2 separate regions of the Homo sapiens genome follow, and region 1 is linked to region 2. A link is an interaction called in ENCODE POLR2A ChIA-PET data of the cell type or tissue named here. Cell type or tissue: CD4-positive, alpha-beta T cell. All regions are shown on one strand. Region 1 overlaps GALM (galactose mutarotase). Region 2 overlaps HNRNPLL (heterogeneous nuclear ribonucleoprotein L like).

Region 1 (5,000 bases), 100 kb after region 2:
TAATTTTTTTAAACTTTTTCATAGAGATGACATCTCACTATGTTGCCCAGGCTGGTCTTGAATTCCTGAGCTCAAGCGATCCTCCTGCCTCAGCCTCCCAAAGTGTTGGGATTACAGGCATGAGCTATTGCACCTGACCACAAAAAAAAACTTTAAAAATAAACTCTTCTTCATACTTTTTTTTGCCAGTCTTAGAATCATATTTTCTGGAACAAGAAGAAACTTCGAGATAATTTCTTCAACCCCTTTATTTTATGAAAGAGATTAATGCCTAGAGTCACACAATGAGCTAGGGACAAATGAGGCCCCTCAAATCAGGACTCTTGACTTGTAGGCTACAACTCTTCTTAATGGCACAAATGCCTTATTTGTTTTGAACTCTGCCTAGGGAACACAGAGAGCCTTGTAGGGATTTTAATAAATATTTGTATATATACCCCTAGGAGACAGGGGCTGATTTATTAAAGTTTTTTTTAATACTCTCAGCAGATATTGCTATATGGCGTTTAGCAGAGTGGGGCTACAAGATTAAAAAAAAAAATCAAAGAAAAATCATCAAAGAAGAGGAGAGGAAAATATTGTAGACACACATCGTACAAAGTTAGAGAAAAGAGAATGGGGAGTGTGAGAAGGTAGAGAAAAACAAACATTTGTAATAATTAAAATCCAGGGACCAGGTGCGGTGGCTCATGCCTGTAATCTCAGCACCTTGGGAGGCCGAGGCAGGTGGATCACTTGAGGTCAGGAGTTCGAGACCAGCCTGGTCATCATGGCAAAACCCCGTCTCTACGAAAAATGCAAAAATTAGCCAGGTACAGTGGCTCATGCCTGTAATCATACTCGGGAGGCTGAGGCTTGAGAATTGCTTGAACCTGGGAGGTGGAGGTTGCAGAGCCAAGACTGTATCACTGCACTGCAGCCTGGACAACATAGTGAGACCCTGTCTCAAAAAAAAAAAAAATCCAGGCTATCATTAAAAAGTCTTAATTGATTGTATAACCATTTTCCTTGTGAAATCAGTTGTCTTTAAATATTGAAATATGGCATTTAGCTTGAGGATGGAGCAACTACACAACTTTGAAAACACTTTTTTCCAGGTGCTCTGGACCCCTCGGGTGCTGTCAAATGGCGTCCAGTTCTCGCGCATCAGTCCAGATGGTGAAGAAGGCTACCCCGGAGAGTTAAAAGTCTGGGTGACATACACCCTGGATGGCGGAGAGCTCATAGTCAACTACAGAGCACAAGCCAGTCAGGCCACACCAGTCAACCTGACCAACCATTCTTACTTCAACCTGGCAGGCCAGGTAAGTGAACTTGTTTCTTCTTTCCTGCTTCGTGCTTTGTGGAATGTCCTGGGCTGTGGCTAGAGAGATCAGAGTAGTGTGGAATTGCTGTGGCAGTGAGGTCACCCTCATGATGATGAAAAGGGCCCAGCAGAGGGCTTATAGTAGGTGCTCAATAATTGAAAATTATAGAGAAAGACAGAATGATTACATTGTACTGCCAAGAGAAGTACCTGTTTCCCGTTTGCTTCAGACAAGTAACTAGCTGTTTCAAGAACTCCCTCTCAGAATCTAATTGTAACATGTGCTTATATTTGCTTCCCTTATTCCACGTCTACTCCCTGCAAATTTGTTCCAATTAAGGTGCCTTCCACCCTTGGAGCTTTGGAAATGGGCATGGTCCAGCTCCTTTAGATATGCTGCCAATATGTGTGTGCTTCCCCTGTGAGCCTGCCAGCTCCTCCCAGGGGTTTGGGTGGGCCAGTCCTGCCCTGCGCAGTACCGTGGAAAGAGCACTGGACTTGGATTTAGAAGACCTGGTTTTTTTAGCTTAATAAAGGCATATTCTCAATTTCATAGTAATAACACTACCTACTATTTGTCAGCTGCTGTTAGAAGCCCTTTATGAAGTTGTTGGTTAAGACACTAAAATCAACCCAGCAGAGGGATAAACCCCAGTGGGGGACCACTTGAACTGCCCACATAAGAGTGGTGTAGAGCTGCTGACAACCCCCCTTAAGTGATCCCTTCTGAACTACCTCATTCCCTCCTAAAGGTAACAGTTTAGCTCATTGAGGAGGATATCATATCAGACAGAATAAAAAGCTTAGCTAAACTCTGTAGATTATATCTATTACTTCCTCTTTATCTGAAGAACTCATCATTGTCTACTATACTTGACTCACTTTGGCCTGATTTTCTACCGCAAGATGGTGTTCACAGTCAGCTAGTAATATCTCACCTTTTTATACTGTTTCAGGAGTTTGCTGATGATCTGCTGGATTCTGTTTTCTAGAATTTTCCCAAATTGCAGAGTTAATTGGTTCTTGTAAAATTTCCAAAGTTCTCCCTTTAAAAAAGTTGACCCTTCACTTGCGGGTTCCTTATCCTCAGGAACTTTCACCATCCTTCTTGAAATCTTAAAAACAAGGCCAGGTGCTGTGGCTCATGCCTGTAATCCCGGCACTTTGGGAGGCCGAGATGAGTGAATCACCTGAGGTTAGGAGTTTGAGACCAGCCTGACCAACATAGTGAAACCCCGTCTCTACTAAAAATACAACATAAGCTGGGCATGGTAGCGTGGGCCTGTAATCCCAGCTATTCGGGAGGCTGAGACAGGAGAATCACTTGAACCTGGAAGGCGGAGGTTGCAGTGAGCTGAGACTGCGCCATTGCACTCCAGCCTGAGCAACAAGAGTGAAACTCCGTCTTTAAAAAAAAAAAAAAAATCTTAAAAACGAAACAAAAGACAAAAACAAAACAAAAACCCTCAGACCTAAGAGGATCTACTTCTTAAAATAAGTTCAGAAACAAACGACAGAAATAGAAGAAAGTATTGTTTTATGTAGGTAAAAAACTCGGTGATAATTCTGTTTTTTACATTTTTTGCATACTTAGGACATCCTATTTAATAATAGGGAGGGGAGATCTAAAGGAATAGATTAGAAATAAAAAGAGAAATTATGCATGCAGTATTCCATCTGCCAGTGTGTTCCAATGAAGGAGACAATATGGGAATGTTAGGTTTACTAAGGCTTTTTACGACTCTTCCAATCCTGCAGGGACTTGGAGTGACGGGTATTTCTGAATCTCTTTTCAGAGGCTGAATAGTTTCCTAGATCATAGACCCCACCCAAAAGCGCGGTCAATGAACTTCCTTCCGTATACCACAGATTGAATATCCCTTATCCAAAATACTTGAGGCCAGAAATGTTTTGGATTTTGGAGATTTTCAGATTTTGGAATATTTGCGTTATATATACTTATTTGTTCAGCATTCCTAATCTGAAAACTCGAAATCTGGAATGCTCCAGTGACTACTTCTGAGCGTCATGTTGGCACTCAAAAAGCTCAGATTTTGGAGCATTTCAGATTTTAGATTGTCCTCTTTTTTTTTTTGAGGTGGAGTTTCACTCTTGTTGCCCAGGCTGGAATGCAGTGGCACGATCTCGGCTCACTGCAACCTCCACCTTCTGGGTTCAAGCAATTCTCCTGCCTCAGCTTCCCTAGTAGCTGGGATTACAGGCGCCCACGACCACGCCCAGCTAATTTTTGTATTTTTGGTAGAGATGGGGTTTCACCATGTTGCCCAAGCTGGTCTCGAACTCCTGACCTCGGGTGATCCACCCGCTTCAGCCTCCCAAAGTGCTAGGATTACAGGCGTGAGCCACCGCACCTGGCCCCAGATTTTAGATTTTCAGATTAGGGATTTTCAACCTCTATCTTAGTAAGCGTAGCTTGAATCCACAGCCACTAACTTCAGGTTTGAAGGTGGATGGGGGCACCAGCCTTCCAAGGCACTCCGGTAGGAGTGGATGATCACCAAGCCAGACCTGGAGTCAAGGGCCTCTGCATCTTCAGAATATCTCTTGCCATACCTTGAGAAGCATTATCATATATCTCAAACCCTCCCCAGGCACATAGCTCAAAACCTGATATTTAAATTAGTCAGCTCATCTTATATATTTTTGTTTGTTTTTTAAATTTAATAAGTGGTATTTTTGTTCTATTTGGGCCCAAGTATTGCTCATCACTTCTAAGTTTGAGGGTTGGAGACCTGGGGAGGAGGGGAGAACTGGCTTTGTCAAAGAATATAAAAGGTATGTAGGTTGCAGGTCGTTTTTTGTTTTATTTTATTTTTCTGTTCCTTCCTGTGCCTAACACAAAACTGGGATAACTTTTTTTTTATTGAAACTTTACCTAAAGACCTGGGTGTGGTGGCTCATGCCTGTAATCCCAGCACTTTGGAAGGCCAAGGTGGGAGCATCACTGGAGCCCAGGAGTTCAAGACCAGACCGGGCAACATAGAGAGATCCCCCATCTCTAAAAACAAACAAACAGGCTGGGTGCGGCAGCTCACGCCTGTAATCCCAGCACTTGGGAGGCCAAGGTGGGCAGATCACTTGAGGTCAGGAGTTCAAGACCAACCTGCCCAACATGGTAAAAACCCGTCTCCACTAAAAATACAAAAAATTAGCTGGGCGTTGTGGTAGATGCCTGCAATCCCAGCTAATCAGGAGGCCGAGGCATGAGAATTGCTTGAACCCAGGAGACGGAGGTTGCAGTGAGCCAAGATTGCGCCACTGGACTCCATCTTGGATGACACAGTGAGACTGTGTTTTTATAAACAATAAAAACAAACAAACAAAAAAACAACAGAAACTTTACCGAAAGAGTTATGAAAGCAGGTCTGGGGGAATTCGAGATGAAAAGCAATAGCATGTGGTACATGACAGGTAGACATGTCATTAAGGACCCAGGTTCTTCCAGTTTTCCATCTGCTTCCTCAGTATTTTGGCTTTTGTCTTCAGGCTTGTCCCCTCATGGCCACAGCTCCAGGAATCACCTCCTCATATAGTCACATCCAGAGACAAAAAGACCCATTCCATTTTTCATATCTCTAATGTCCTCTTTTTAAGAAAAAGCAATGCTTTTCCTAGAAGCCCTCCAGCCAACTTTCTCTGATTTCTCATTGGCCAGAAGTGTGGCCTATGCTCT
Region 2 (5,000 bases):
CTAAATATATCAGTTTCTAAACAGTGGTAAGCTTTCCTAGAGTCAAATGATCTGATGGAAGCTGTGAACATTCTCCCCAAAAAGATGCACCTATCTACTACAGGTTCTAAGATTTCTGGAGGGGTTCCCTGGCGTCCTGGTTAGGGATTCTTTACACTAAAATGTAATTCAAGCTGAAAAGGGCTTTGAAAAAAGTGAGGGTATGTTTTTAAAAAAGTTTTTATTTTTTTTGGTTAAAAAAAAAAATGTTATGAAGGTCTTTATTTGGGGATAGCAACCTAACAGTTTCAATAGCTATCAATTTGAGTGCAAGCTAAGAGCTCTACAGAAACAAAAACATAAACTGTTATGGTCTCGCAAGACAAATATCTGTAAGGAATTAGAAAACAAAAAATTTTCCTTCAAAGCATAAACTAAAAACGTTTTACGTGCTTTAATTATATTTCACTATTCACATATATACCTTATACATTTCTAAACTTATCTGACTAGAATTATATGAAGAACTAACCTCAGCTGGCTTTGTGTAAACATCAGACCCTTTAAAAGAATAGATGTAAACACTATTAAAATAAGCTTATCTACACCTGTTTAAAGAGCCCCTGAGAAAAATGTAACCACAACTATTTCAAATGAGATTTTTTTAAAAAAACAAAACCGAGTGGTCAATAACTGTAAATTGACAGAAGTGAGACATTTCTCATCAACCACTTGTCCGGTTGTTTCAGTGCTAAGGATGTGCTTTCTAATACTGACATCAACTGTACCAACCCAAGGCCAGGCAGATTTCCATAAGTAGTGAAAAACATGGGGTCTAGCCAAAGCTGCATTACAAAACAAACCTATTTGCAATTTCATGCATAAGGCAAGATGATTTCCTGGGAATTGAGAGTTAAAGGAGCCAATCATCTAAAAGTCCTAAATATGCAAACATGCAAAAGATCAATCATCACATTGTCTTTTTCTTTTTGCTAGAGTACATGCACTATAGAGTACCCACTCCCCAAGGTATTTTGTATGCCATAAAATTTTTTTCTAGTTACTGACTTTTACAGACATACTCATCTTGAGCTTTTCCACCCTGTAGTTCAAACACTGATATTGTAGTTAAGATGTAGCCAATACTGCAGCCCCCTTGTTTTTACAAGATCCACATTTTAATTTGTATATTCCAGAATTGCCACACAGTTAGTTGAACAATTTTATCAGTCAAATTTATCCTCACGAAATCTAGCACTTATAGGTGAAGATGCATCCCAAATGAAATGCTCTTATTTTCAGATTTATCAAGTTTAAAGATATTCTATCTTGAACAGACATGTTACTTTCACCTACATTTGAAATGTCAAAATTTCTAGTTACACAAATTGACAGTGATAACCTTAAATTGTTACAAAAAGTGACAACTTATAAACAGCCACTTTACAAAAATCAAACCACACAGAAGAACGTCTTTCACATATAATGCACCTTTTCATTATGTTAGAATTTCTGTTCAGTGACCACAATTGAGAAAAAAACAAAAAATTTAAAAAGTAAACAATGCAGCAAGTGTGCACCTTTCTAATCCTTTTATTTTTCTATCTGTGTGGATTGGTTGAGCATTATCAATTCCCAAGACCTGTTAATAAACTGGTCCTGGTTATTTGCCAATTAACAATTTGAATCTAAGCTGCACACAGTCACAGTAATGGGCATTAAGATTTACAACATTGCAGATGAAGTCTAGTTTCCGTTAGTGGAAAGTCTTAAATTCTACAACTGAAACCTTAAGGGAAATCAGACCAATATATACATACAACTTGTATAAATGGGCACAGTCTATCATGGTGTTCATCCCATGCAATTCTGAAGTACTGTTAAGTGTCCTCCTTTAAAAACTTGGGGTGATGGTGCATGCAGTATGCAGTCAAGGTGAATTGCGAGTCTGAGTTTTTCAGAGGGCTTTTTGCTGATGCCGATGTTGTGCATGATGAAGTGTAGAGTCAGCCTGCTGGAGTCCTCTATCCTTCTTAATGCCTCGTCCAGCTTGGGGGAAAGTCCTTTCCATAGAGAAGCAGTGTGCAAGTTTGCAGTTTGTAAGGAATATTCTGAATCAGTTTCCTCTCCTCCAAAGAGAGAGAGCTGCTTGGAGAAATGCAAGTCCTTGAACTGCGGGCGTGCCTGAATGTGTGGGCTCCTTGTTGAACTAAATATAAATAGCTCAGTACATACCAGTAGGGGGCACTAATGTTCAAGGTTATTTTCCAGCATTACATGGCCTTTTGCAACAAAAGCATTCATCAACAAGGTTTTCATTTGAATTAACTAGCTCATCTCAGGAAAAAAGAATCTAACTGCATATAAAAATTTGTCAGCAGATCAAGTACATTCTAAAATGTATAAAATACCTACCTCGTCTTCCCAAATATGGTTTAGTGTAGTCCCAACTGTCATTGTCATTCCTAATAACATTTAGACGAGTTGGCTGTTAAGATTGAAAATAATGTAAGTTCAAACTGCATATCCAAAGCATAAATATTTCTTGGGTAGGGTGTTGAAAAAAATATTTACCCGTGCATATTCAATTTTTAGTGTGCAACATCCAGCATATATATCAGCTCCATTGAGTGCTGCTTTAGCTTTCTGGGCACAAAGGACTGATTCAAACATAAGCTCTATTAAGGAAATTCGGTTTAAGGTATCTGATACTTAATCATTATTCACTCCCAAAGGACAGGATTGAAAATAATCAGAAGTAGCTCTTTTACTTCTGGAAATGTTTTACCAATTTCAGGATGAATTTTAAGAGAATTTTTTGTTTTGTTTTGTTTTTGAGACGGAGTCTTGCTCTATCACCAGGAGTGCAGTGGCGCGACCTGGGCTCAATGCAACCTCCACCTCCCGGGTTCAAGCAATTCTCCTGCCTCAGCCTCCCAAGTAGCTGGGACTACAGGTGTGTGCCACCGCACCCGGCTAATTTTTAATTTTTTTAGTAGATACGGGGTTTCACCATGTTGACCAGGATTGTCTCGATCTCTTGACTTCGTGATCCGCCCGCCTCGGCCTCCCAAAGTGCTGGGATCACAGACGTGAGTCACTGCGCCTGGCCAGGAGAATTTATTTTTAAGATCAAGGGTGGCTGGGCACAGTTGCTCACGCCTGTAATCCCAGCACTTTGGGAGGCTGAACCAGGTGAACAGCCTGAGCTCAGGAGTTCGAGACCAGCCTGGCCAACATGGTGAAGCCCCATCTCTACTAAAAATACAAAAATTAGCTGGGTGTGGTGGCAGGTGCCTGTCATCCCAGCTACTTGGGAGGCTGAGACACGGGAATCACTTGACCACCCTGGGCAACAAAAAGCAAAACTCCATCTTAAAAAAAAAAAAAAAATCAAGGGTACCAAAGAAAACATAATACAACCGAACTATCTACCTTAATTCTTTTAGGTCATCATTAGTACTTTATAAATCGGAAAGCAGAGGAGATAATGGAGCATGGTCCCATTCCCTAGCAAAGGACAACTTGCAACCTTGAAACAGAAAAGATTTTACTCTTTAAGAAGAACATTACAAAGAGCCAAAGTAATACAAAACAAATACATGATTTTTACATATTTCTGAGAAGGCATAGTTTTATAATACTCTATCTAAAATTTTATCAGTTTTTAAAAAAATTACTTAAGTCCATAATCTTAAAAAAATAAAATCACAAAGGTATATAAGGTAAAAAAACAAAGATAAAACATAAGTCCCTTGCCAGAAGTAAGCACTATTAAAGCGTTTGCTGTATATCCCTACCTTCTTCTATGCATACACATGCACACGTAGGTTGGGGTTTTCTCTTTATTATTATTATTTAAGATGGGTCCAGCTTGGGGGAAAGTGTATTATCTATACTATTTTGTAACTTGCTCTTCTTACTCAATGTGTGACAAATTTAACATAAAGAAGTTTTTACATAAACCATTACCATTTTAAAGGTTCAATAAAAAAAGGTAAGATTTTACTGACTCTAAAGTTTTGGTACTTCCAAACTACTTTAAGAGGGAGTCAGAAAAGTTCACTTAGGATAAATTCCAAAATAGTACAAGTGTACATATCTTCAAATAGTGTTATTTAACAGCTTAAAAAGGAAGCACTAGATTGCTTTCTGGTAGCAAGTTATTCTTATCATAAATAGTAAAATTCCCTATGAGTACTGCAGTTTCATTTTTTAAAGCTAAGTCACGTAGATTTTTGTGAGAGGACAAAGTAAACACCACTTGTCTAGAAATGCTTAAGCCAGAAAAAATAAGATCCGTATGAATTACACATCAATAAAAATTTACAAATAAAGGATATTCAACCATTGCTTGTATCCCATTTCTCTTGAATATAACAATACGTTGCACTTTGCCAACAGGGTTGCATACAGTATATAAAACATCCTATGAAGGAAAAGAAAAAGATTTCTTCACACTTTACATCTGAAAAAACATTAAAGCTATACTTCGTTTTGTTTTACCTAAAAACTATCAACTGTCAAGATGTCATTTCTATTGATTAATAAAATTAATTCTTAAAATTATTACTTTTTTCTTGAGACAGGGTCTCACACTGTTGCCTAGGCTAGAGTGCAGTGGCACGATCACAGTTCCCTACAGCCCTGACTTCCCAGGCTGAAACGATCTCCCGCCTCAGCCTCCCGAGTAGCTGAGACTTCAAGGCATGCACCACCACACAAGGTTAATTTTTTCGTTTTTTGTAGAGACAGAGTCTCACTATGTTGTCCAGGCTGTCTCAAACTCCTGAGCTCAAGGGATCCTACTACCTCAGTCTCCTAAAGAACTAAGATTATAGGTATGAGCCACCATGCTGGCCTAAAATTATTATACTTTAATAAATCTTAAGGTATTTCTTCACCTACACAATACACCCACATTAAAGAAGTTCCAATGGAACATTTGGAAAGCACTGTCACCTATTTTATGTCCTAAATGAATCCTCAATTTTTATTTTCTTAACAGGTGACTAAAATAA

What was found. Peaks named below come from ENCODE experiments on the same cell type or tissue, not always from the same donor. Only the 100,000 strongest peaks of a DNase experiment are listed, where the experiment ranks them.
Region 1: POLR2A ChIA-PET joins it to region 2 with 20 read pairs; 10 of 35 experiments call an interaction of 5 or more read pairs at or near these places.

Annotation. Positions count from the first base shown.
Region 1 is chr2:38,680,183-38,685,182 of GRCh38, forward strand. GALM (galactose mutarotase) reads left to right here. Exons shown (of 7, transcript NM_138801.3): 3 at 1,098-1,304. LOC124905993 (a long non-coding RNA gene) reads right to left here. Exons shown (of 3, transcript XR_007086292.1): 3 at 3,701-5,000. Among named protein-coding and RNA genes, the nearest start is that of GALM, 17 kb to the left of the region's middle. In CD4-positive, alpha-beta T cell, a CTCF peak has its summit at 2,199; DNase peaks (open chromatin) are centred at 2,199 and 2,699; H3K4me3 peaks cover 1,718 bases; H3K27ac peaks cover 1,441 bases.
Region 2 is chr2:38,579,519-38,584,518 of GRCh38, forward strand. HNRNPLL (heterogeneous nuclear ribonucleoprotein L like) reads right to left here. Exons shown (of 13, transcript NM_138394.4): 4 at 4,323-4,408; 5 at 2,554-2,650; 6 at 2,395-2,467. Among named protein-coding and RNA genes, the nearest start is that of HNRNPLL, 21 kb to the right of the region's middle. In CD4-positive, alpha-beta T cell, CTCF peaks have their summits at 2,237 (motif pointing right) and 2,436; a DNase peak (open chromatin) is centred at 2,203.